Regions from separate parts of the Homo sapiens genome. Here all the other regions are linked to region 3. Evidence: read pairs that join two places in POLR2A ChIA-PET (ENCODE). Cell type or tissue: GM12878. All regions are shown on one strand.

Region 1 (8,000 bases), 330 kb before region 3:
AAAGACACATGCACATGTATGTTTATTGTGGCATTATTCACAATAGCAAAGACTTGGAACCAACCCAAATGTCCAGCAATGATAGACTGGATTAAGAAAATGTGGCACATATACACCATGGAATACTATGCAGCCATAAAAAAGGATGAGTTCATGTCCTTTGTAGGGACATGGATGAAGCTGGAAACCATCATTCTCAGCAAACTATCGCAAGGACAAAAAACCAAACACCGCATGTTCTCACTCATAGGTGAGAATTGAACAATGAGAACACATGGACACAGGAAGGGGAACATCACACACTGGGGACTGTTGTCGGGTGGGGGGAGGGGGGAGGGATAGCATTAGGAGATATATCTAATGCTAAATGACGAGTTAATGGGTGCAGCACACCAACTTGGCACATGTATATATATGTAACAAACCTGCACGTTGTGCACATGTACCCTAAAACTTAAATAATAATAAAAAAAAAAAGAAAAGAAAATTCTTTTCTTTAAGTATGTTAAATATTGGCCCCTACTCTCTTCTGGCTTGTAGGGATACTGCCAAGAGATCCACTGTTAGTCTGATGGGTTTCCCTTTGTGGGTAACCCAACCTTTCTCTCTGCCTGCCCTTAACATTTTTTCCTTCATTTCAACCTTGGTGAATCTGACGTTTATGTGTCTTGGGGTTGCTCTTCTCAAGGAGTATCTTCGTGGTGTTCTCTGTATTTCCGGAATTTGAACGTTGGCCTGTCTTGCTAGGTTGGGGAAATTCTCCTGGATAATATCCTGAAGAGTGTTTTCCAACTTGGTTCCATTCTCCCCATCACTTTGAGGTACACCAATCAACTGTAGGTTTGCTCTTTTTGTATAGTGCCACATTTCTTGGAGGCTTTGTTTCTTTTCATTCTCTTTTCTCTAATCTTGTCTTCTTGCTTTATTTCATTCAGTTCATCTTCAATCTCTGATATCCTTTCTTCTGCTTGATCGATTCAGCTATTGATACTTGTGTATGCTTCATGAAGTTCTCGTGCTGTGTGTTTTAGCTCCATGAGGTCATTTATGTTCTTCTCTAAACTGGTTATTCTAGTTCGCTATTCGTCTAACCTTTTGTCAAGGTTCTTAGCTTTCTTGCATTGAGTTAGAACATGCTCCTTTAGTTCGGAGGAGTTTGTTATTACCCACCTTCTGAAGCCTACTTCTGTCAATTTGTCAAACTCATTCTCCATCCAGTTTTGTTCCCTTGCTAGCGAGGATTTGTGATCCTTTGGAGGAGAAGAGATGTTCTCATTTTTGGAATTTTCAGGCTTTTTGTGCTGGTTTCTCCCCATCTTCATGATTTTATCTACCTTTGGTCTTTGAAGTTGGTGACCTTCGGCTGGGGTCTCTGAGTCCTTTTTGTTGATGTTGATACTATTCCTTTCTGTTAGTTTTCCTTCTAACAGTTAGGACTCTCTGCTGCAGGTCTGCTTAAAGTCCATCCATGTTGTGGCAAATGGATATCCTTTTTAAAGGCTGAATAATATTTCATTATATATTAACCCATTATATACATATGTATTTTTTAAATTTTTTTATTTTTTCAAAAAATCATTGCCAACGCCAGTGTCAGAGAGCCTTTTCCCTATGTTCTCTTCTAAGAGTGTTATGGTTTCACATCTTACATTTAGGTCTTTTATCCATTTTGAGTTTATTTTTGTATATAGTGTAACATAAGGGTTCAATTTCATTCTTTGTATGTGGACATCCAATTTTCCCAGCAGCATTTATTGAGACTATTCTTTCCCATTGTGTCATCTTGATGCCCTTGTCAAATATTTCGTGTACAGGATCTATTACATAATAAGCACACATACTAATTATCTTTTAAATACAAAGTACCAGCTGTTTTGTATGAAGTCAGACATTAGACATGTGCAAAGATGTAAAATAATGCCACTCTTTTCACTACCTTATTTTGTTTTAGAAAATATAGTTATTTTTTGTAAAAATGTCACTTTTGTTAACATATAATGGGTTTATTATTATCTCAATATGAATTAATAAATATTTTAAAATACTCCTTGCTTTCTTTTCTAACACGTTGTTTTGTATCTATCCAGCTATCCATTCACCTATCCCACATGTATCAATAGATGTAATCCACATAAACAAAAATTATTGAGGAACTCTTTAGGTTTTTAAGACTGTAAACAGGTTCTAAGACCAAGAAGTTTGAGAACTTATGTTCTAAATCAGTGTCACTCTTGGATTCCACAGGAGAGTGATAGAAAAGCAATCCATTAAATAAATATGTAACAAATACCAACTGACACTGTTAATTCAAGAATTTATTTATTAATTCCGTAAACATTTCTTGGGTATACAGTAAGTTCAAGTTCCTATGTTAGGTGCAAAGAATACTAAGAAGCATAGGTAAGAGTTCTCAGCCCCAACTACTCTGAGTCTGGTGGTAATTGCTGTAATACAATAATAGTACAAACAAAGAGATGAGAGCTATGATAGAGAAAATGTTGGGAGAGAACTGGAAAGCCCAGGATACTGAACCATAGGAAATGGGGTTTTATGTTTTTTATTTATTTTGGAGTGGAGTGTAGAAGTAGAATAAGGCTCTAACATTGGTGGCAGTCATTAAGTAGCATCTATGTGCAAGGCACAACAGGAGATACAAAGATATCTACAACCTTCTAGGAAACTAGAAGTAACAGAAGGCATAAAACAATTATCAGAAAGAGGGAGAGATCAGAAGAGCAGAGTGACATGAAGACAAAGGGAAAAGAACCCAACAAAGAAGACGTGATCAGATGCTAGAGAGACATCAAAAGGAATAATACGTATCAGAAAGGAAATTTGTAAATAGAAATAATAATTATTAATTATTAATTCAATGAAAACTATTTCTGCCTCTTTCTATTGAAAATAGAAATACTCATTGTCTCTCTGTTACTCACCCATACTCATCAGGCAATCCATTCATTCAAACTACAAGCACTAAGCCACCCACTGTGTACCAAGCCAATGGCCAATGAAGGACATGACATGTACACTATCTAGCAAGGTTTTTGATCCACACACACTTAACTATATCACATCATTGTAAGTGCTAAAAAGGCATCCATAAAAAGAGCTGTGTGTCCTTAGAAGCCAGAGCAATTTATTCAGCCTGTTGAGGGAGTGAAAAGCAGGGAATCAGATGTGGTTCCACAGAGAAAGTGACATCTGTATTTAATCATGAAGAATCAGATGGGTTTTGACAGGAAAGATGTGCATTTTTGTGTGCAAATGAGTGTATTGGAAGATGAGTGGTTATATTAGTCAAGGTCTTGGCAGGAAAAAGATGGCACGCCAACTGCATCCTGGCAGGAAGAAGCCAGGCAAACAATATCCTAACTATACTTTCCTCTCACCCTCTAAATCTCCTGCCTATGCCTCTCATAGGCCAAACTCAAATGAGAAGCAAAGCCTGGAAAAGGCAGTCCACGAAGGTCAGTCTCCAGAGGCACAGATATAGAGGGGCGGAGAGTGATCTGGAGGAACAACCAAATGAAAGTATTTCAGACAGACAACAAAGTCCTGGATCTGCAAAAGTTCATGTAGGGAAATAGGTAATAGAGAGGGAAAGCAATGAGAATAGGTAGGTGAAGCATAAGGCTAGAAGGCAGAACCATCTTTATAAATAGCATGCTTAGACATTTGGATACTATCCTGAGGGACCCACCAAAGGGTTTTAAGCGGGGGCATGGCATAATCATATCTGAGCTTGTAGCTCTGTAGACACTACCTCCCCCAATCCCTAGTTGTTTGACTCCTCTCTCTAAAGAGGCCTGATAATAGAAGTCAGACAGATCCAGCTTTGTATCCTTGCTTACTTGCTATGTAACCCATCAGTGAGGACCCAGTCAGAAGACATTAAACACACCAGTGACATGAACAGAGAAAACTTAACATACAGAATTGTTAAGTGGGTAATTGAAAGGATAAAAAGAGAACTCCAAGGTACCAGGGAGGTAGCTCCCACCACCAGTGTGGAGGAAACAGAAGCAAGAGATTGAAATTATTAAAACTTACAAATGTAGGGACTTAAATGCAAACCTCTGACAATGGAGCACTACTTGGCTGGGGTGGTACCTCTGAGGAGAGGGTGCCCTGAAGCTAGTTTTCCAGGTGTTAGAAGAACTGCACACTGGATTCAGCTGCTACCACAGGAAAAACTTGCCACTGCTGTGGTGAAGGAGTATACTGTTGGCAAGATACTCACAAGCAGAAGGAAAGTCCACAGAAAGCAGAAACGAAGGAGAAGGCTGCTTCTTACCCTCTAGCCTTGAGGTTTCCCTCTAGTTCCCCTTATTAGCATAGCCTGACAGGGATCCAGCTGGGCAAGCTGAAGTGTGGTCTGAAAGTCCCAGCCCCAGCATCACGAAGTGGGAGTTTAGATCTGAGAGACAAGAACTTAACAATTGGCACAGTAATCCTGGAAAAGAAACCTCAGCTTTGTGGTCTCAGTTTTCCTTGCCTGTGAAATGGGACTTTTAAAAAATTACCAAATTTATACTATTGGGAGCATTAAATGAAACAAACTATGCAAAACTTCTTTTATAGTACCTGAAACAAAGTAGCTATTCAATAAAAGTTAATTCCCTTCCCCATTCCCCAAATTGTGGTATCAACTAATATATAAAAACAAAGATGTGTGTGAGTCAATAATCAGTATATGTCTCTTATGAGGCAGCCAGATGTTCTCATCCTTTATAAATGACCATATATCACATGGTATGTTAGTCTTACTAGGTTTTAACTTTTCCTTTTTGCAAAGTTGGGCAGTCTCCCCATCTCCCCATCCATTTCTCACTCTTTCTCCTCCCATCCCTCTCTCTCTCTCTTTCTCTCTCTCTTATACACACATAACAAAGAGATTTGCATGCACACATGCTCCTCTTAATCTCAGAGAAAATTTTTCCCGTGAAGGCAAAAATATAAATGTGATCAAAAACACAGCTATTACTCAGCCAGAACTGGATGAATTCACATATCAAAAACAGGAAGTAGAACACTCTCAATGCTGTTTTTAAAAAACACGTATCAAACAAAATTTTAAAGTATTTTGATGTATTGCTGTTTTTCAAAGCCAATACTGCTAAATGTTGAAATTCAGAAATGAAAGTAAGTGTGGCATTGGTGGAAAACAAAAATCACAAATCTTATCTGGGGCTTTATTAAGAGAAGCACAAGCCGGGAACGATGGCTCACGCCTGTAATCCCAACACTTTGGAAGGCCGAGGCGGGCGGATCACAAGGTCATGAGTTTGAGACCAGCCTGGCCAACATGGTGAAACCCTGTCTCTACTAGATAAAAATAAAAAAATTAGCCGGGCATGGTGGCATGGGCCTGTAATCCCAGCTACTCGGAAGGCTGAGGCAGGAGAATCGCTTGAACCCAGGCGGCGGAGGTTGCAGTGAGCCGAGATCACGCCACTGCACTCCAGCCTGGGCGACAGAGCAAGACTTCGTCTCAAAAAAAAAAAAAGAGAAGCACAGTACAGTACAGTGTTCAAAATAGGGGAAAAACAAGACAACATCTTTGTTCAGTTCTGGAATTCACATTTTAGGAGGAATGTTAACAAACTAGAGCTCTGCCAGTGACTTAAAACTAGAAGTAAAAAGTAGGAAAGGCTTGTCTTTTCCCAAATGGTTGAAAGAACTCATCGTATTTAATTAGGAAAAGAGAGAATGGTGGTGAGTTTATAGGGCTGACACTAAGATGTCCCAGAACTAGGAGAGCAAATTAAGAAGTATCACCTTGTAGTGGATCAGATTATCATCTAGAAATGTAACTCCAGAGATTTTTTCCATAAAAGTGTGACCACAGAGGATTAGGAATCCCAAATACAGTCAAGGGGATGTTGGCGGTGCAGGGAGGAGGAGTCAGGAGGAATGAACAGAGTCAGGAAAGAGGCAATGCAATGGAATTATAACCAGGCTGAACATGGAAAAACTATTTAGAATTCTGCTTAAAAAAAGACAGGGTTATCAGAAGGGAGATATTTAGCATAAAGCCTAGAAAAAGATGAGTGAAGTGGAAAGAATGAATTAGTACATTTCCGAGAAAGAAAGGAGAAATAATCTAACTTGATCTGTTTGCTTTGCATTCACTCTCATCAAATAACCTTATAATTTAGTTTCCCGTGCAGATGTTCCCATAGGCAGAGACTGTAACTATAGCTTACTCATTCCAGTTTGCTTGATAGTCATAACTTCCCTCTGCTCAGAGCTTTTATTCTCCTTCAAAAGTCCAGAAAATAGCTATTTCCCCTATTTTATGGACAAAGAAATTGAAGTTTGGCTAATAAGTGGCAGAACTGTGATTCACCCTCAGATATAATTGACTTTATACTCCATCACAATCAGAAGAGGCTAAAGTCACAGAAAACACAGAGAGACATATAAGAAAGTGGCAAAGTCTAGTAGTGAATGCTGCAAAGAGGTCGAGAAGGATGGTGACTGGCAAAAATGTCCTTATATTTAGTGGTCTGGGAGGCTTTCCAGTAAAAAAGTGTCATGAGCCAGACTGCACTACATTAGTAAGAAAATAATAAAGAAACAGAGGCATCAAGCATAGAACACTCTTTCAAGAACTCTGGCTACAAAGAAAAGACAGTATCATAAAGATATCTGTTTTACTTTGGCTCTAATATAATAGAATAGTTCTGTCACCCATTAAACACTGGGGAATATGTCCACTTTGTAGAGAACTATAGGACAGATATGTGAAGTTCCTCAACCACAATCATATTCCAGTGAAAGATTCTCTGTAAAATGTATCAGCGTTTGAGATGGGCATCATCTACTCATTTCTTCTGTGAGTGGCCATTTTAGACTTAAACAAATGGATTTCTAATGGTCTATTTGTTTTGTTACTTTCAGAATACATTTTTCATTATGAAAGCCAGTGGGAAAAATACAACTGCATTTCAGTGTTTTCAAAGTCACTTTTCTGGAACATATCTATTTAGTTAACTGACAATTTAATAACAAGCTCTCAGAAGGATGACATGTTTATATGTGCAATAATAAAATGAATTTTTCTCTGTCTTTTAGCAATTAAACATTTTTCCTTTAAGTAGATGATGTTTATTTCTCTTGGTGCTCATAACGTTTTAACATGAATTTACCTTGTACTGAGAAATTTTATATTTAAGATATGAGGTTTCAATCATGGGATCCCTCCCCATAAATTTAAATACAAGGGAATCGTGAGTCTATAATTAAAATCTGTTTAACATCTCAAAAATACTAGAAGCCTTTATCACAGTCAGAAAAATTTATACTTCAGTAGAAACTATAGCAAGGATGGGAGAATTGTGCATAGTTTAAAATATATGTTATAGTTTTAAATGCTATATGATAAGCTATATGATAGACAGTTTTCAAAAATCAATGTTTTATTATGTTTACAAGTTCCAGTTCTCTTCCTTACTGTTCATAGTTATGAATCTGTTTATATATGAAAATGAGACCCAAGAAATTCCGGCTAGTGATATGAAGCAAAAATGGGCAGCCATACTGTGTTATCTGTTACTAAAGAGTAGTGGGCACATGGTTGGAGTATGCTTTGAATCAATCTTTTTGGTCCTTCTTACAACAGAAGTTTGCTAACAATCCTCTGTTTTTTTCCTTCTTTCTTCCTCCCACTCTCACCCCAGCCCCTATCTAGAGTTGTGGAATAAAGCAAACAATTCTATCTTAAAAAAAATTTTTTTTTTTGATTGACAGAAAACTCAAACATTTAAATGTGAATTGCTTATGGGATTACCTGTCCTTTTTAAAAATTTGTGGCTCTGCTTATTTTTCAAAGATACGGCCCTTTAGAAAAGTAGTTTGTTGCTCTTTTAAGAGTCCTGAATCGAGCAATAGAAACTGATTTATGCTCTGTGATAGTATCATAATGTTGTATCACTGAAACACAATATAAATTAACCTTAGCATGAAGACCCTTTGTGCATTCCTACTTTCCTTGA
Region 2 (8,000 bases), 210 kb before region 3:
TATGTATACACATATCACACATGTAGAACTATTACTCTCCCCCCAAAAATACATATATGTGAATTAAACTACCTTTTACTTTGTTTCTTAGATTAAATGAAATTAATTTACTAAGATTAATCTTACATAATATTTATGCATCTGTTTAATTAACTGTGCTCTAATTTTAGGTCCTTTCTGAAAGATCTGCTACTGAAGTAGACAACAATTTTAGCAAACCACCTCCGTTTTTCCCTCCAGGAGCTCCTCCCACTCACCTTCCACCTCCTCCATTTCTTCCACCTCCTCCGACTGTCAGCACTGCTCCACCTCTGATTCCACCACCGGGTAAATAGTAAATAAGACATTTGACTTTGAAAGAAAAATAGCTTGCGAGTGTTTTTTAAAATTTTTGACAATTAAAATAATATCTTGATCACATTTCATTAAAAGTAATAGATATAATATCTTCAACAGATTCACACTGAAACAGATATATATATGTTTATTGCTATTTCAATATAGGAAAGAGACAATGTTCTAAAATTAAGAAGAATATACAGATACCAATCTTGTGATTCAAAAATATGATAATGATCCCCAAACTTAAGTTGCTAATAGAATATGTATAAATCCATACTCAGTTACAAACTTTACCAGTGTTAATTTGTTTTGAAAAAAACATTAAAAGATACTTTCAGGATGGGAGTAGATCAAAAAATTATATCTTGCGAAGAGATTGATTAATATTTCAGTCTGGTCTTCTTCTGTATACCGGTTTCCTTTTAGGAGACTGCTACTGGGTGCCTGGTATTTATTTCTTTTAAACAAAAGTAAATGTTGATCATATTTTTAGCTACTTTTGATTACAATTAAAAACCAGGTTAGTGGTGATAGAGAAGAAACTCACAAATAATTCCCAAATTTTATTTTTATTTGAATTTTTCATCGGGTTGCCTTTCTTACTTTGTTTTTAACCTTTATCTGCCTTAACCAAGTTTTTATGAAACTAGCAAGATTGATTGAGATAATAATTACTTCTTCCCAGGGAGAAAGCTAGTAGTAAATGATGAAAAAATAGCTGCTTGTCCTCATCAGGGCAACATGAAAGACGTATGTTAGGCTTTACTTCCTATTAATCAAATCAGTTTATACTAGAGAGCCATGTACTCTCACTCACTTTTATTTGCAAGAGAGCTGTCTTTGTTTTAAGGTGCCAGTTGTGATCCGAGTACAGAACCAAATCCAGGGTCTGAATAGTCCTTCCCTAACATATTCATCCTTGGCCTCTAAATGTCAGCCACTGCTTCTGTCTTTCATCTTCAGTGCCTTTGATTTCCTTCCACTGTCACCTCTACTCTCAAAAAGTATGAGAAAAATATGAAAAAATGACTTGTGGCTTTAGAGGGTCTGTTGTCTCAACAATAGTGGAAGGAAGAGGTTGGAATATAGGTTAGAGGTCCTTATTCCAGACAACATTAGTATTTCTAATTTCAGTGAATTTCTAGTTCCAACAAATAGATTGAGCAGAAACGACTCATTAGTTGGGATTGACTTGTGGTTCTTGTGTCTTTAATATGCTGAGTATTAACCAAATGAAAGAGGACTTAGGTGATTCAAAATGAGGACTTCTGTGATTTCTATGTGAATCCTTTGTCCTCTGAAAAAGAATTAGATAAATAAAAGGTAGAAATAATTAATGTTTCAACATATTTGATTAATGATACTAAAAAAATTATTAATGTTTGTGGTACTCTGTTGGATTCCTTTGTAATATTACTTAAACTTTACTAGGTAGTGATTTGAAATAATTTTCTTTTTTTAATTCTTAAAACTTTTTAAAAATTTTATTTTTGACAGTAATACTTGTATATGTTTATGGGGTACAATGTGATGTTTTGATTATGTCTACATTGTAGTAAATCAAGTTAATATATTCATCACCTCACATACTTAACATTTTTTTGTGGAGAGAACATTCTGAAATCTCCTAGCAGTTTTGAAATATACGGTTATTAATTATAGTCACCATGCTGTACAGTAGAGCTCCAAAACTTGTTTTTCTCATTTTACTGAAACTTTTGTATCCTTTGAAAATCATCTCCCCTACCTCACCCGTGGCCCCCAGCCTCTGGTAACCACCATTTTACTCTCTGCTTCTATGAGTTGGATCATATAAGCGAGATTGTGCAGTAATTGTCTTTCTGTGCCTGGCTTATTTCACTTAGCACAGTGTCCTCCAGGTTCATGCATGTTGTCACAAATGACAGAATGAAAGGATTTCCTTATTTACAAATATAGTATATCCCCAGATGGCTAACATTTTGTATGTTCAGTACTAATTATTAAAGTAAGTAGGACAGAGTTGGTATGAATTAATGACAACAAATACTTAGCTGGTATAAGAATATTCGAAACTCCGTAGAATATTGCTACAGAGGTAATTGCTACACATAGGCAGTAGCATTATCTGGAAGTTTACTTTTTTTCAAAATGATAAAATTACTTTTTTTTTTTTTTTTTTTTTTTTGGAGACAGGGTCTCACTCTTTCGCCCAGGCTGGAGTGCAGTGGTGCGGTCTCAGCTCACTGCATCCTCCACCTCCCAGGCTCAAGCGATCCTCCTGCCTCAGAGTAGCTGGTACTACAGGCGTGTGCCACCATACCCGGCATTTTTGTATTTTTTGTAGAGATGGTGTTTCGCCATGTCCAGGCTGGTCTTGAACTCCTGACCTCAAGCAATCTGCCCTCCTCGGCCTCCCAAAGTACTGGCATTACAGGCATGAACCACTACCCCTGACCATTTCTTTTTCATGTAACCTTTGTTCATAAGTATAACAAATCTTTGAAGAGTGTTTAGGTTATTAATGACATTATACTATAGAGTGCAGCTAATTATTTTTCTGTTGCTTAATCTATTTTTCTACTTAATTCTCAGCTACATGCTTTCCATATTTTAAAATCGAGATTTCCTTTTATGTTTATTCTTGGTTTACATTTCTATGCTCTTCTGTCAACATTTAATGAGTGCAGATTCAAATGAATTCTAATGCTGGTTTAAGCAGTACCTAACTGGTATATGTGCTGAGCAGGATACCAGTTCATTAAAACCAAATATTTGAAGTTGAGACTCTCTGAATTGCTCCTTACTTTTAGTAGAATGTGAGCTGTTGGGGAGCGTACAGGCTATGTATTTCTATCTATGTTTCCCTACAGTTTTAGTCAAGTGGTCTTGTACGTACTTGGCATTCCCTAATGTGTTTGCTAATTGAGTTAACGACATATTTATGTATCCATAACACCAAAGATGATTTTCGGATTTATACCTGGTACATTCAATCAGGATGGGCACTGGCTCTGAATAACAGTACGGCTGCATAGATATATGCCAGCTGCCATGCTTAAAGCTGTGGTTTTCAGTTACCCTTTACCACAGAACCACATGATTACACTATGTTCCGTAGTTTGTTGTAATTTAAATCACCTTAAGAATCATAAGCAGCTAATGAAAGAAAGCTATGATTCAGGATTCTTTTTAAAGTATTGCCTTAAAAGATATTCCATTTTTCTTAGATAAACTGTCTTGTTTTTTGCTTTCTTCAAAAATAATCAAAAGAAAATGGAAAAACATTTTTTTAAAGAATTAATTTAAATGTATTTTAATGTTGCCTTTTTAACATTAGACTTCTAATGTTTTTAAAAGTAAAGTCCAAAATATGATGAGATAAGTATAGTAATGATATTTTATTCTCATATTTTAGGATGCTACTAGATTTTTGTTTTGTTTTGTTTTGTTTTCAAATAAATAGGGTGACCATACATCCAGATTTGCCTGGAAGAGTCCTACTTTATACCTTCTATCCCAGCATAATTATTATTCATTCTTAGAAAGAAATTCCCTGGTTTAGATGATACAATTTCTGATTGACTCTTGGAAATTTACAGAGGTCTTATTGCATAAGTAGATAAGTTACTGTTTAACAATTATAAGGTGTTAGAGATAACTCTCATTTGAAGGACTTTTAATGTCAAATAGTTCACAGAAGAGGAGAAATGTATTGCCTCCTCTCACCCTTAAACACACACCTGCAAACGTATATGAAACTTTGCTAGTAACACAGAGAGGACAAAGTATTTCTGGCCATAATAGATTTGTATGAAGAGTAGAGGAGATTTATGTATTAGAATACAACAAAGAAGGAAGAGATGTCTGGAAGTGCAAAAGCATTTATCGTGGTTCCCTGCAGCCATACTAACAGTAGCTTGAAAACAAATACTGGGCCAGGCATGGTGGCTCATACCTGTAATTTCAGCATTTTGGGAGGCTGAGGCAGGAAGATCACCTGAGGTCAGAAGTTCAAGATCAGCCTGGCCAACATGGTGAAACTCCATCTTTACTAAAAATATGAAAAAATTAGCTGGGTGTGGTGGCATACACCTGTAGTCCTGGCTACTTAGGAGGCTGAGGCAGGAGAATCACTTGAACCCAGGAGACAGAGGTTGCAGTGAGCCGAGATCACACCATTGCACTCCAGCCTGGGCGACAAGAGCAAAACTCCATCTCAAAAAAAAAAAAAAAAAAAAAAAAAAGAAAGAAAACAAATACTGGCTAATTTAGTTCTTCTATAATATCCAGAAAATCTGTTATTTCATTTTCTCGTGAATCAGAAAATAGTTTCCATTGTATTAAGTTTTTTCAGAAATACATTACAGTGGTTTCATGCTTTTTCTGAGTAATAATAGATATAATAGCTAATACTTATTGAATGCTCACTTTTCAGGGTACTATTCTGAGTACATTCCATGTGTTAACTCATTTGATTCTTGAACAATATCTGAAGTAGATGATATTCTAATTTTGCACTGAGGAAGCGGGGACCTAAGTCATCTGAGTAATAGCTAGAAAATAGTAAAACCAGAATTCTAACCCAGGCAGTTTTGCTTGAAAGCCTGTTTTCTTTATTAACTATGTTGAAATGAATCAGTACCTATATCCAGAAAATCGTATTATTGGATTACGTGTATTTGTCACAGTCCTAGAAACTTTTTTTTTTAAAGCATTTCTCTGATGTTGAAGTACATGCATACGTATTTGTGGGTAGGGAAGTTAGGGAGATTATAAGGAACAGTCATCACATTTTTGAAAATCTGAATAAGGTTTTTACTGTTTGCCTGGCTTGTGTTAAGAAGTCTGTGTTTAGCTGAAGTCAGTTTTGAAATATTTGTTTATTGGAAGAAAAACTGTAAAACTGGAAGTATTAATGTTATAGGGTAGGTGATTTTGTGTGTTTGTTTATTGTGGTAAAATACAATCTATTTGTCATTTTAGCCATTTATAAATATGTAGTTCATTGGCATTAAATACATTCACAATGTTATGTAACCATCACCATGAGCTGTACCTAAAACTTTTTCATCATCTCCAGTGAAAACTCTGTGCCCACTAAACTCCTTCCCTCCTAAGGATAGCCCCTGTAACCTCTATTCTACTTTTTGTCTCTATGAGTTTCCTTATTCTAGGTACCTCATATAAGTGGAATCATGCATTTGTCTATCTGTGTCTGACTTACTTTGTTTCTAAAATAATAGAATTTAATTAATGATTGTGAGCTAACTTTATGGTAGGCTTTAATTTAGGCTTTTAAATGTTAATTTACTTCAGTGTCATCATATTTGATGTTCATTTTTTTTTTTGTAGTGGAGTTTACTGTAGAATAGAAGGTAAATTCAGTTAAACTCATTTGTTTTTGTATGAACTCTTATCAGCCTCAAATGACTAGTTCTGTGGGTCTTGGGAACAATTGAAATGTAGCCCAGTAGTGGAATTCTGCTGAGTTGAAGAAGGGTCTTTGCTTTACTGAGATATAGCCCAACTACTGTGGACCACAAACCAGGATCCCTGCTTTTAAAGTTAGCTATAGGGTTTAACTGTTTATCTAGATACCAGATGTGTAGGATTCTGCATTTTAGAAAGAAGTAGATTTCTTCCTAAAAGACTGTTGTCTTGTATCAGTGTCTGGCTAATCATCTAGTACTACTAATTTCATGAACTTTAAAATCTTATTTATTCCTTAAATATGTTAATTTCGGGTTAGGGATGATATATAGGAATCGGGTCAGGGGGTGGGGGCGGGTGGCGAGTTGCTCATATCTAGGGTCATTCTGCATTTCCTCTAAGTCCTGCATTCTCATTAGATTATTTTTCTGTTAGCAGTCTGGTTCTTTAGCACAGCAGTTCTCAAAACTTTTTGGTTACGTCTTCTTTAAACTCTTTAAAATTACTGCAGATCCCATAGAGCTTCTACTTATGTATGTTTTATCTGTTTTTTAATATTAGAAGTTAAAACTGAGAAATTAAAATATTAGAGATATGTATAATACACTCATTACATGTTAACATTTTTAAATTTCTTATGAAAAATAACTGTACTTTTCCTAGAATAATTTTAAAAATTTAGTGGGAAGTGGTCTTATTTTATGCTTTTGGAAATCTCTTTACTATGTGGCTTAGTAGAAAAAGCTGGTTTCTCCTGTTTGTTTTCACATTAAATCTATTGTGATATCACGAGTTATGTGGCCCCTGGAAACTACACTGTAAGAGAATGAGCATGAAAAAGGCAAATAACATCTTAGTAAATTTTTTTTTTTTTTTTTGAGATGAAGTTTTGTTCTTGTTGCCCAGGCTGGAGTACAGTGGCACTATCTCAGCTCACTGCAACCTCTGCCTCCCAGGTTCAAGCGATTCTCCTGCCTCAGCCTCCCGAGCAGCTGGGATTACCAGCATGTACTGCCACACCTGGCTAATTTTGTAATTTTAGAGATGGGGTTTCTCCATGTTGGTCAGGCTGGTCTTGAACTCCTGACCTCAAGTGATCCACCCACCTCGGCTTCCCAAAGTGCTGGGATTACAGGCGTGAGCCGCTGCGCCTGGCCACAGCTTAGTAAATTTATGAAAGTAGTTTTGACCTGGCAGATTCAGTAGGGTCTCAGGGACCTCCGGGAATTCCTGGACAGAACGTTGAGAACACTGCTTTGGCAGAAGCTTGGCCTGTATTGGATGAATATTATCAGTGCCCTTGAGGAAGTACACTTTTATCCCTTTAATTGAGAAACTAGTTTATGACTATAATGTTTATTAAGCTAATTTTATAATACCATGAATTTTTGGTCTTACTCAACAGATTACCTCAAATTAACTGGCACTGTTTGCCAGAAATGTAAGCATTTTCCAGAGTTACCATTAAAAAAGAACTCAAAGTTTTTGAAAACTGTATTTATTCTTGTGTTTTTCTATATTCAATTTAAAAAGCCTGCCTATCAGTGTTTTCATTAAATTCAAAACAGAGAGCAATGCTAATTATCTATAATAAATAGAATTTTCTGGCACAATTAAAATTTATTTAAATGTAAATTTAATAGAGATTAAAAGCTTTCTTAGGATGTTGATTTTTGAATGTGCTTTCTCCTCCAGGATGCACCCTTTATAATAGTTACATTTTGAATACATCATTGACACCACATTTTGTTGAATCTAATTACAGTTTAATTTGTGCCTTCTGCTTACACTGCTCTTTTGATCGTCTCATGATTATATGGAAGCTGGTAGAGATCATTTCTTTACAAGTTCTCTATTAAAAAACATAGGTATTTCTATCAAAAATGTTTTGTGTAAGATAGAAGTTTATCTTCTGTAGGCTTTAGATTTTATAAAATAGAAGAGTAACAGATCCTAATAAAGGTAACATAGTTTGTCCATTTTATAGTGTATGTAAAATTACCTTTTTTACCTTTTAGACATGAAGTATGCTGGTAAATTTTTGGTTACTTTGTTGTGTGACCGTACCACTTTTTAACCCTTTTTTCTTTTCTTAAAAATAACTTAAAACTTTTTTTGCACCTTGTAATTGTTTTAATTATGAAATAATGGTTTTGCCATATTCTTTCTACATTCTGGTTTGTATTTAAGGGTGGATGGTAGATGAGATGATACACGTGTGTGTGCGTATGTTTTTGTTTGTGTTG
Region 3 (8,000 bases):
AGAATTTCATCACTTCTAAGATGCCAAAGGGTAGAATGTGCAACCTTATTTTTTGTGCCCACCCAGAAAGAAAACAGAATACTGCCAATTAATCCACAACACACCATCAATTACATAAACCAAAACACAGCCAGTTTCTGAGATATTAAAATGTAAAAGAAGGAGTGTCTTAGAATTAATGAAATATGGACTTTCCCTTTTGCAGATGAGGAAATTTCTGCTGTGTTAAAGACTAGGCTGCTGACGGAGATTAGACCACCACTCAAAGTCGCACCTTCTAACTTCAACCCAATGGACTCCACCCAACCAGACCTAGTGATTTTGAAGTTGATCTTGGAAGCAAGAGAGAAGGCTCCCACTGTGTATTCTTGAAACTACCACTTTAGAAGAAATGATTTATCACTGATAGATGGCAGCCACGATGGTGGCATTTTAACAAGAAACAACAAACTAGTTTCAGAGGGAAATATGAATGACCACTTGCTTCCTGTCATCATGATATACTGCATTAATACAATATAGGTACAGATCTTGTCATTGGGCATATTTTGTGTCTAATTAATATGTTTACATATATATAACTTTTGATTATTTCTCTGACTTGGCTTCTCTGCTGGGTTTGCAGTCATGAGAGATGAATGGCTGGTAAGTTGACAGCAGAAGAAATAGACCTTTCGATACTTTAATAATGCAGAACAGTCAATTCTAGTTAGCAAGACTGTACAATATAGGTATAGTCAATTGGTCAACCCTTATTATTTGCAGATTCCATAGTTGTGAATTTGCCTCCTTGATAAAATTGAATTGTAACCCCAAACTCAATGCTCATGGTGCTTTTGTGGTTATTTGTGGGCATGCTCAAAGCAGCGAAACTTTAAGTCATGGGATGCACGTGTTCCCAGCTGAGGTCCAACAGTGACGCTCTGGCTTCTTGTGTCAGCTTTCATACTATCAGCAAGTGTTCTCTTTGCAGACTACTTAGTGCCCCGTTTTTCCTCATTTTTGTGCTCTTCATTGGTGATTTTGCTGTAAAAATGGCCCCGAAGCATAATGCTGAAGTGCTGCCAAATGTTCCTAAGCTCCAGAAAACTGTGATGTACCTTACAGAGGAAGTATCTATGTTAGAGAAGCATCATTCAGGCATGAGTTATAGCGCTGTTGGCCATGAGCTCAAAATTGGTGTATTAAATAAGGTGCCCCAGTCAGAATGGCTATTACTAAAAAGCCAAAAACAACAGATGTTAGCAAAGTTGCAGAGAAAAGGGGACACTTATACACTATTGGTGGGAAGGCAAATTAGTTCAGCCACTGTGGAAAGCAGTTTGGAGATTTCTCAGAGAACTTGAAACAGAACTAACATTTGACCCAGCAATTCCATTACAGATATATATCCAAAAGAAAACAAACTGTTCTACCAAAAAGACACATACTTGCATGTTCACTGCTGCACTATTCACAATAACAAAGACATGGAACCAACCTAGGTGCCAATCAATGGTGATTGGATAAAGAAAATATGGTACATATACACCATGAAGTACTATGCATCCATGAAAAAGAACAAAATCATGTCCTTTGCAGCAACATGCATGCAGCTGGAGGCCATTCTTCTCATTGAATTATCACAGGAACAGAAAACCAAATACTGCATGTTCTCACTTGTAAGTGGGAGCTAAACATTGGGTGCTCATGGACATAAAGATGGCAACAATAGGCACTGGGTACTACTACAGCAGGGAGGAGTGAGTGGGGGTAAGGATTGAAAAACTATTGGGTGCTATGCTCAGTACCTGGGTGACAGGATCATTTGTACCCCAAACCTAAAAAAAAATTCTTCCTTATATTTATTTAAAATCTGCTTCCTAATAAATTTTCTTTAATTAAAAATGTTAATATCCCAGAAAAAATAAGGCATCTTGAAACAGAAACGTACATTAAACAAGGTTATTTATTGATTGGCTGATGAAAATGGTGCAAACAAAGGCTCACAGGAACCCAACTTCATTCTTGCTAAGTAGAATGGACTGTTTTGGGGTCCTAAAGTATCAAAAGGGCTGTTTCTTCTGTCGCCCACTTACCAGCTGTTCATATCTCATGACTGCAAACACAGTGGAGAAGCCAAGTCAGAGGCATAATCAAGAGTTATTTAGGTCAGGTGTAGTGGCTCATGCCTGTAATCCCAGCACTTTGGGAGGCCGAGGCGGGTGGATCACTTGACGTCAGGGATTTGAGACCTGCCTGAGCAACATGGTGAAACCCTGTCTCTACTAAAAATAAAAAAAATTAGCCAGGCATGTTGGCGCATGCCTATAATCCCAGCTACTTGGGAGGCTGAGGCACAAAAATTGCTTGAACCCAGAGGCAGAGGTTGCAGTGAGCTGAGACTGCACCACTGAACAGCACTCCAGCCTGGGCAACAGAGTGAGACTCTGTCTCAAAAAAAAATAAAAATAAAAAAGAATTATTTATATACATATACCAAGTAGACAAAAGTATGCCTGATGATCTGGAAGGAAACAGAAAAATAGAATGACAGTGGTGGTGGGAGTATAGGTTTTTAACATTCTTTTGTTCCCATTTCCAATTGTTGGCATTTCTTTGTAGATTTACGTATTAAAAACAAGAACGACTGTCAGGAAGGCGAGGAAGCACTGCCTAACAGAGCATGGCAGTGGTGGAAAAGCAGACCAGGGAGCCCACAAGGAGACAATGATAGAGAAGTCTTTCTTTGGGAGAGCATCCTTAGCTGTGGAACAGGCCGAGATGCTTACAGAGGAAGGATGGACCTCTGTATAAGCTCTGTAGCCTTCTCAGTAAAAAGTAAACAGAAAAAAATGGGGGGAGAGAAGGAATGAAGAAAGTGAGTCTATGGCCTTAGTGCTTCTCTGCTTAGGATAGAGCACTGGCAAGCATATGAAAACACATACATTTCATTGCTAAAAATAAAGAATCAAAAGTGCTTTTGTTTAAGCCTTGATGTGATATTAGCAATAAAGAGCCACCAGTTGCAGGAGAACCACAATACATCCATAACCCCCAAAATATATTAGTTTAGGGGAATTGTTGTCAACAGTAGGAACAATTAAGACTGTGTTGTTATAGAAATACTGTGCCTAGCTGGTTTGCAAAAGAAAACTGCCTCTGATGACTTAGGTCTGGAGGGCCTTTGAAGGCAGTTTCTTTCCTGTGACCAGTAACTGATTTTTCACAAAATTGTGCATTGACTATTTCTCACAAGAGGTTTTGAAAATGAAGCTGGGTTTCAGGTTCGACTCACATGAGCTACTTTTATTTGGACAGTCTTTGTTTTTCTCAGTCTCGTCGGCAGTCCTTCCGGGGCCTTCCTCAATCCCTGGCCGGGGCTGAGGCCTGGCCGTTGTTTGGGATGAAAAGGTATTGGAAGGCTGGCTGCTAATTGGAGCTTGCACCTGCAGACCCCAGCCTTGGAGGCGACTCGGCACAGGCTACTGCTCTATGTGTGTATGCTTGTGTGTGTGCATTTTATTTCCTCAATGAACACTGGAATGTGGCATGGTTTTTTGGCCTGGGTATGCTGGAGGAGATCCAAGCTGCTTGGCCACTTTCTCTGTTCTGGGGAAGGGCGGGGTGGGGGGGCACCTCCTTTACTCTCTAAGAAGGAGGGATTTCTAGCTATGCAAATATATCCAGTGCATTCTGATCTAATCTCTTCTGGCCCCAAGAGGGGACTTACCCAGATAAGAGGCGCTCTTCAGAGAAAGTGAGAGGGTGCCACAGCAGGGCTTTCACCCACCAATAAGCTGATGAATTTTTAATGAGTTTCTCACACTTCACTCTAGTAACATTATCCAGGCAGTGCTGAAGAGGAATGGCTACAACCTCTGTGCTCAGCCAAAGACGAGAGAAATGGACAAAATACCCAGGTGGACCTAACGACCATGCCTCTGTTTCTCCCCACCCCACAATACCCAGGGGTTCAACCTAATGCACATATTTAATTTTGTGCATCTGATCAATTTTGGCATACATATATGCCCATGAAATCATCACTGCAATCAAGGAACAAATTCATTTTCTTTCTCTTTGTAATCTCTCCCTCTCACTCCCCATTCACCAGGTCCCCAGGCAAGTATTGATCTGCTTTCTATAACTAGACTGCTTGCACATTCCAGAACTCCATATAAATGAAATCAAACATTGTGTATTCTTTTTGGTGTCTGGCTTACTTCACTTGGTATGATAATTTCAGGATTTATTCATATTGTAGGTATCAACAGTTCATTCCTTTTTTTCTGCTTAGTATTGCATTGTGTGGACACAGCACAGTCTGTTTATTCATTCACCTGTTGATGGGCATTTGGGTTGTTTCCAGTCTGAGGCTATTACCAAGAAACCTGCCATGAAACCAAGACAGGAGGATTGCTTGAGGCCAGGAGTTAGAGACCAGTCTGGGCAACATAGTGGAGAACTCATCTCTACAAAAAATAAAAACATCAGCCAGGTTTGGTGGTACACGCCTGTGATCCCAGCTACTTGGGAGGCTAAGATGGGAGGATTGCTTGAGCTCAAAAGGTTGAGGCTGCAGTGAGCCATGATCACATTACTGCACTCCAGCCTGGGCAATGCAGAGCAAAATCCTATCTTAAAAAAAAAAAAAAAAAAAAAAGGTCAAAGCAGGCCCAGACCATTTCCACTTTTTGAAGTTCTTGGGATATTAAAAATGAAAGAAGGAATCCCAAAATAGACCTATAAAATATGCTATATTTAAAATGTATACATGCTTTTGAACATATTAAAAATTCAACATGTAGGTAACACTGGAAATGATATCAGGATTTTGAATTTGAAGCTCAATGTGGGGCCTAGGACAAAGGGTCTCCTGGCCATTGACCACTTTGTGATGGGTCCTGAGGGGCCAGCACCAGCTAGGGGCCCTTCCCACATACCCTGTACACTCTAAAGTCATATGTGGCACGGTTATTCTTTATATGCTTGGGGTCAAATCAATGCTACAGAGATAGCTCTGGAAAGAAAGAGCATTTTCTGGGTGTACACAGATTTTCTGCCAGAACTGGGAAGGCCAATCACAAACACTGGCCTTTTGGAGAGATCCCTTGCTCTACTCACCAAAATCAGCAAGCCTGCGGGGTCTGAGGTTTCCTTTGGGTTGACTATAGTCTTGGATGTCTCTGCTTACTTTGAGATCAGAATGGTGCCATGACCATGAGAGGGGTCGCTCCACTTGAAGAATCCCCAGATCCCTCCCAGCCATGGCATGGAAGCTCCCACCCTCTGAGGACCGTTATGGTCGCCTGGGTGTAACTTTAGTCTCCTTTTGCCTTTGGGTGTGTCTAGTGTAATGGTTCTCTGTGTGGGGTGATTTTGCCCTCCAGAGGCCACTTAACATTGACTGGAGACATTTTTGGTTGTTACAACTTGGGGAGTGCTATGGGCATTTAATAGGTTGAGCCTAGGGTGTTGCTGAACATTCTACAATGCACAAGGCAGCTGCCCACAATAAAGAATTATTCAGTCCCAAATGCTAGTATTGTTGAGTCAAGAAATCTTGGTCTTTTTTTTTTCTTTTTTAAGACAGGATCTTGCTCTGTTGCCCAAGCTGGAGTGCAATGGCACGATCATGGCTCACTGCAGCCTCAAATTCCCAGGCTCAAGCAATCTTCCCACCTCAGTCTCCTGGGCAGCTGGGACCACAGACGCATGCCACCATGCCAGCTAATTTTTAAGTTTTTTGTAGAGACAGGGTCTCCCTCTGTTGCCCAGGCTGATCTCAAACTCCCGGGCTCAAGTGATCCTCCCACCTTGGCCTTCCAAAGTGCTGGGATTACAGGGCTGAGACACCATCCCGGTCAAGAAACCTTGGTCTTTATGATCTAATCAGGTGTCAAGCAGAGTGGACAGAGGGTGGCTGATGTAGTCTGAGAAAGGGGTTCTTTGTTCATTAATCCAAGAAGGCTGTGATATAGACACAGAGATAGGGTAACAAAATTCAGGGGACTGAAGAACTAGCTGCCCAAGACCTCTCGCCCTCTCTCTTCCCTTTCTCCTCATTTTCCTTCTCCCTCCTGTTGAGAGCTTTGGAGTGTAACAGACCTGTTTTCAAACCCAGGTCCTGCTGCCTGGTAACCTTGGGCAGCTTGCTAAAGCTCTTTGAACCTCAGTTTCTTCACCTGAAACATGGAAATAACAATAGGACTTTTCAGAATTATGAAAATTAAACAAGAGAAGTCAAACCATGTAAAAAGTTTGTTGGGGCCTAGCACATGGGAAGAATTCAGTAAGTGACAGTGATTATTATTATTTCATGAATGGAGCATGACCTGACACAAAGCACCTTGCCAGCTGTGTTCTCTAGCCACTCAGCCACAGTTGGTGTACATTTTTATTAGTCTACAAAATTATTTACTCTAAAAGTCTTATTAATAATAATCCCTGCTCCTCAAAAGCAAAACCCCGTGGGTAGACTGCACTTACTATGTTTTGTACTTCATTCTAGTGATAAAAAAAAGTAAATGGAGGTCAGGAACGGTGGCTCATGTCTGTAATCCATCCTAGCACTTTGGGATGGGGAGGTGAGTGAATCACTTGAGGCCAGGAGTTTGAGACCAGCCTGGCCAGCATGATGAAACTCTGTCTCTACTAAAAATACAAAAATTAGATGGTTATGGTGGCATGCTCCTGTAGCCCTAGCTACTTGGGAGGCTGAGGCACGAAAATCGCTTGAACCCAGGAGGTGGAGGGTTGCAGTGAGCCGAGATCACGCCACTGCACTCCAGCCTGGGCAACAGAGTGAGAGTCTATCTCAAAACAAAACGAACAAACAAAAACAAAACAAACAAAACCCCAAAACAAGAAATAAATGTAAAGTGACTTAAGCTAGACTGATGTATTATATATTGAAGTATTTATGTACCTGTGTTGACATATGCTATATGTTAGTTTGCAGTCCATGATAAGAAATTTACACAATGAAGTTTATCAGAAAACACACCACTAGCTGGGACTCTCATAGCAAATACCTGGGAACTCATAGGCTGTCCTATTCCAGGAGGGAGCGGGATTCCATGTCAGGTGACTTGGATAGTGTCCCAGGTTGGGTAGGTTACCCCAGCACCAGCAGGGCCTCCTTGCCAGATGGCCAGGCAGAGACTGGGAGGTTCCTGCTGGAGGGAGCTCAGAGTATATCTGGAAGGTCGTTATTACCAACCCAGAGAACCAGTTTGGTGAGGTTGGCTCAAAGGGCATATTTAGTCAGAGTAAGGGAGAGATGTGGTAACAGGGAGGAGGAAGTCTGGGTAAGGATTACAAGTAGCACAGTCAAAATGCGCTTCTCAGTTTTCAACAGAGTGAGGGAGAAGTAGTACCTTAGCCCCAGCCCTGAGACCTAACTCCTCAATTCTTGCCAACAGCAGGAGAGTGAGCCCAGGAAATCTCCAGACAGCCAAAAGATGATCCAGGTGATAAGGGCACAGCCAGGCAGTGTCCACGCCAAAAAAGAACAGAAAGTTTGGCTTAACTCTATTTTTGCCTGTGTTTTTCTCCTGGGGCAGGAGTGTAACCTAAAAACACTCCGGGATACACGGTGGCCCTTACACAAATTAAGAATCCAGAGGAAGGGCTCCTTTGGCAAGGGAACTCTCGGGAGGCTGGAGCCATGACAGAGCTCCCCAGGAACATTCTAGAAGACAGGCTAGATTTCCTGGCCTTTGGTCACCAGCCTGGAGTTTGGCAGAGCCCTCTTGTGCAGAGGGTGAATGAAGATATTTGGTCATTGCCTTCCCTGCTGTGGGCTGTTCTCAGCATTAAGTTGTCAGTGTGCACTACCATTGGGGTTACCCAATGGGGTCTATTCCAGAAAAGGGAAGGTGGATTTGCCTACTCAAGCCCAAAGAGCAAGGGCCACTGAAATTGCCTTCTGAGTAATAGGATTGGCAGACATTGAGGCACGTTGCAAAGAACTGTTAATTATAATCTTTACTTTCTCTCTAACCAGCTCAGAAAAG

What was found. Peaks named below come from ENCODE experiments on the same cell type or tissue, not always from the same donor. Only the 100,000 strongest peaks of a DNase experiment are listed, where the experiment ranks them.
Region 1: POLR2A ChIA-PET joins it to region 3 with 5 read pairs; 2 of 35 experiments call an interaction of 5 or more read pairs at or near these places.
Region 2: POLR2A ChIA-PET joins it to region 3 with 9 read pairs; 3 of 35 experiments call an interaction of 5 or more read pairs at or near these places.

What each region holds. Positions count from the first base shown.
Region 1 is chr4:53,303,637-53,311,636 of GRCh38, forward strand. The region is part of intron 3 of SCFD2 (sec1 family domain containing 2); the gene reads right to left. Among named protein-coding and RNA genes, the nearest start is that of SCFD2, 58 kb to the right of the region's middle. In GM12878, no CTCF peak of the experiment used is centred here; a DNase peak (open chromatin) is centred at 4,325; H3K27ac peaks cover 2,051 bases.
Region 2 is chr4:53,427,857-53,435,856 of GRCh38, forward strand. It overlaps FIP1L1 (factor interacting with PAPOLA and CPSF1), which reads left to right. Exons shown (of 18, transcript NM_030917.4): 13 at 171-327. Among named protein-coding and RNA genes, the nearest start is that of FIP1L1, 54 kb to the left of the region's middle. In GM12878, no CTCF peak of the experiment used is centred here; a DNase peak (open chromatin) is centred at 4,912.
Region 3 is chr4:53,637,601-53,645,600 of GRCh38, forward strand. It overlaps a transcript of LNX1 not described here. Among named protein-coding and RNA genes, the nearest start is that of LNX1-AS2, 49 kb to the left of the region's middle. In GM12878, no CTCF peak of the experiment used is centred here; DNase peaks (open chromatin) are centred at 3,111, 3,731 and 7,253; H3K27ac peaks cover 1,358 bases.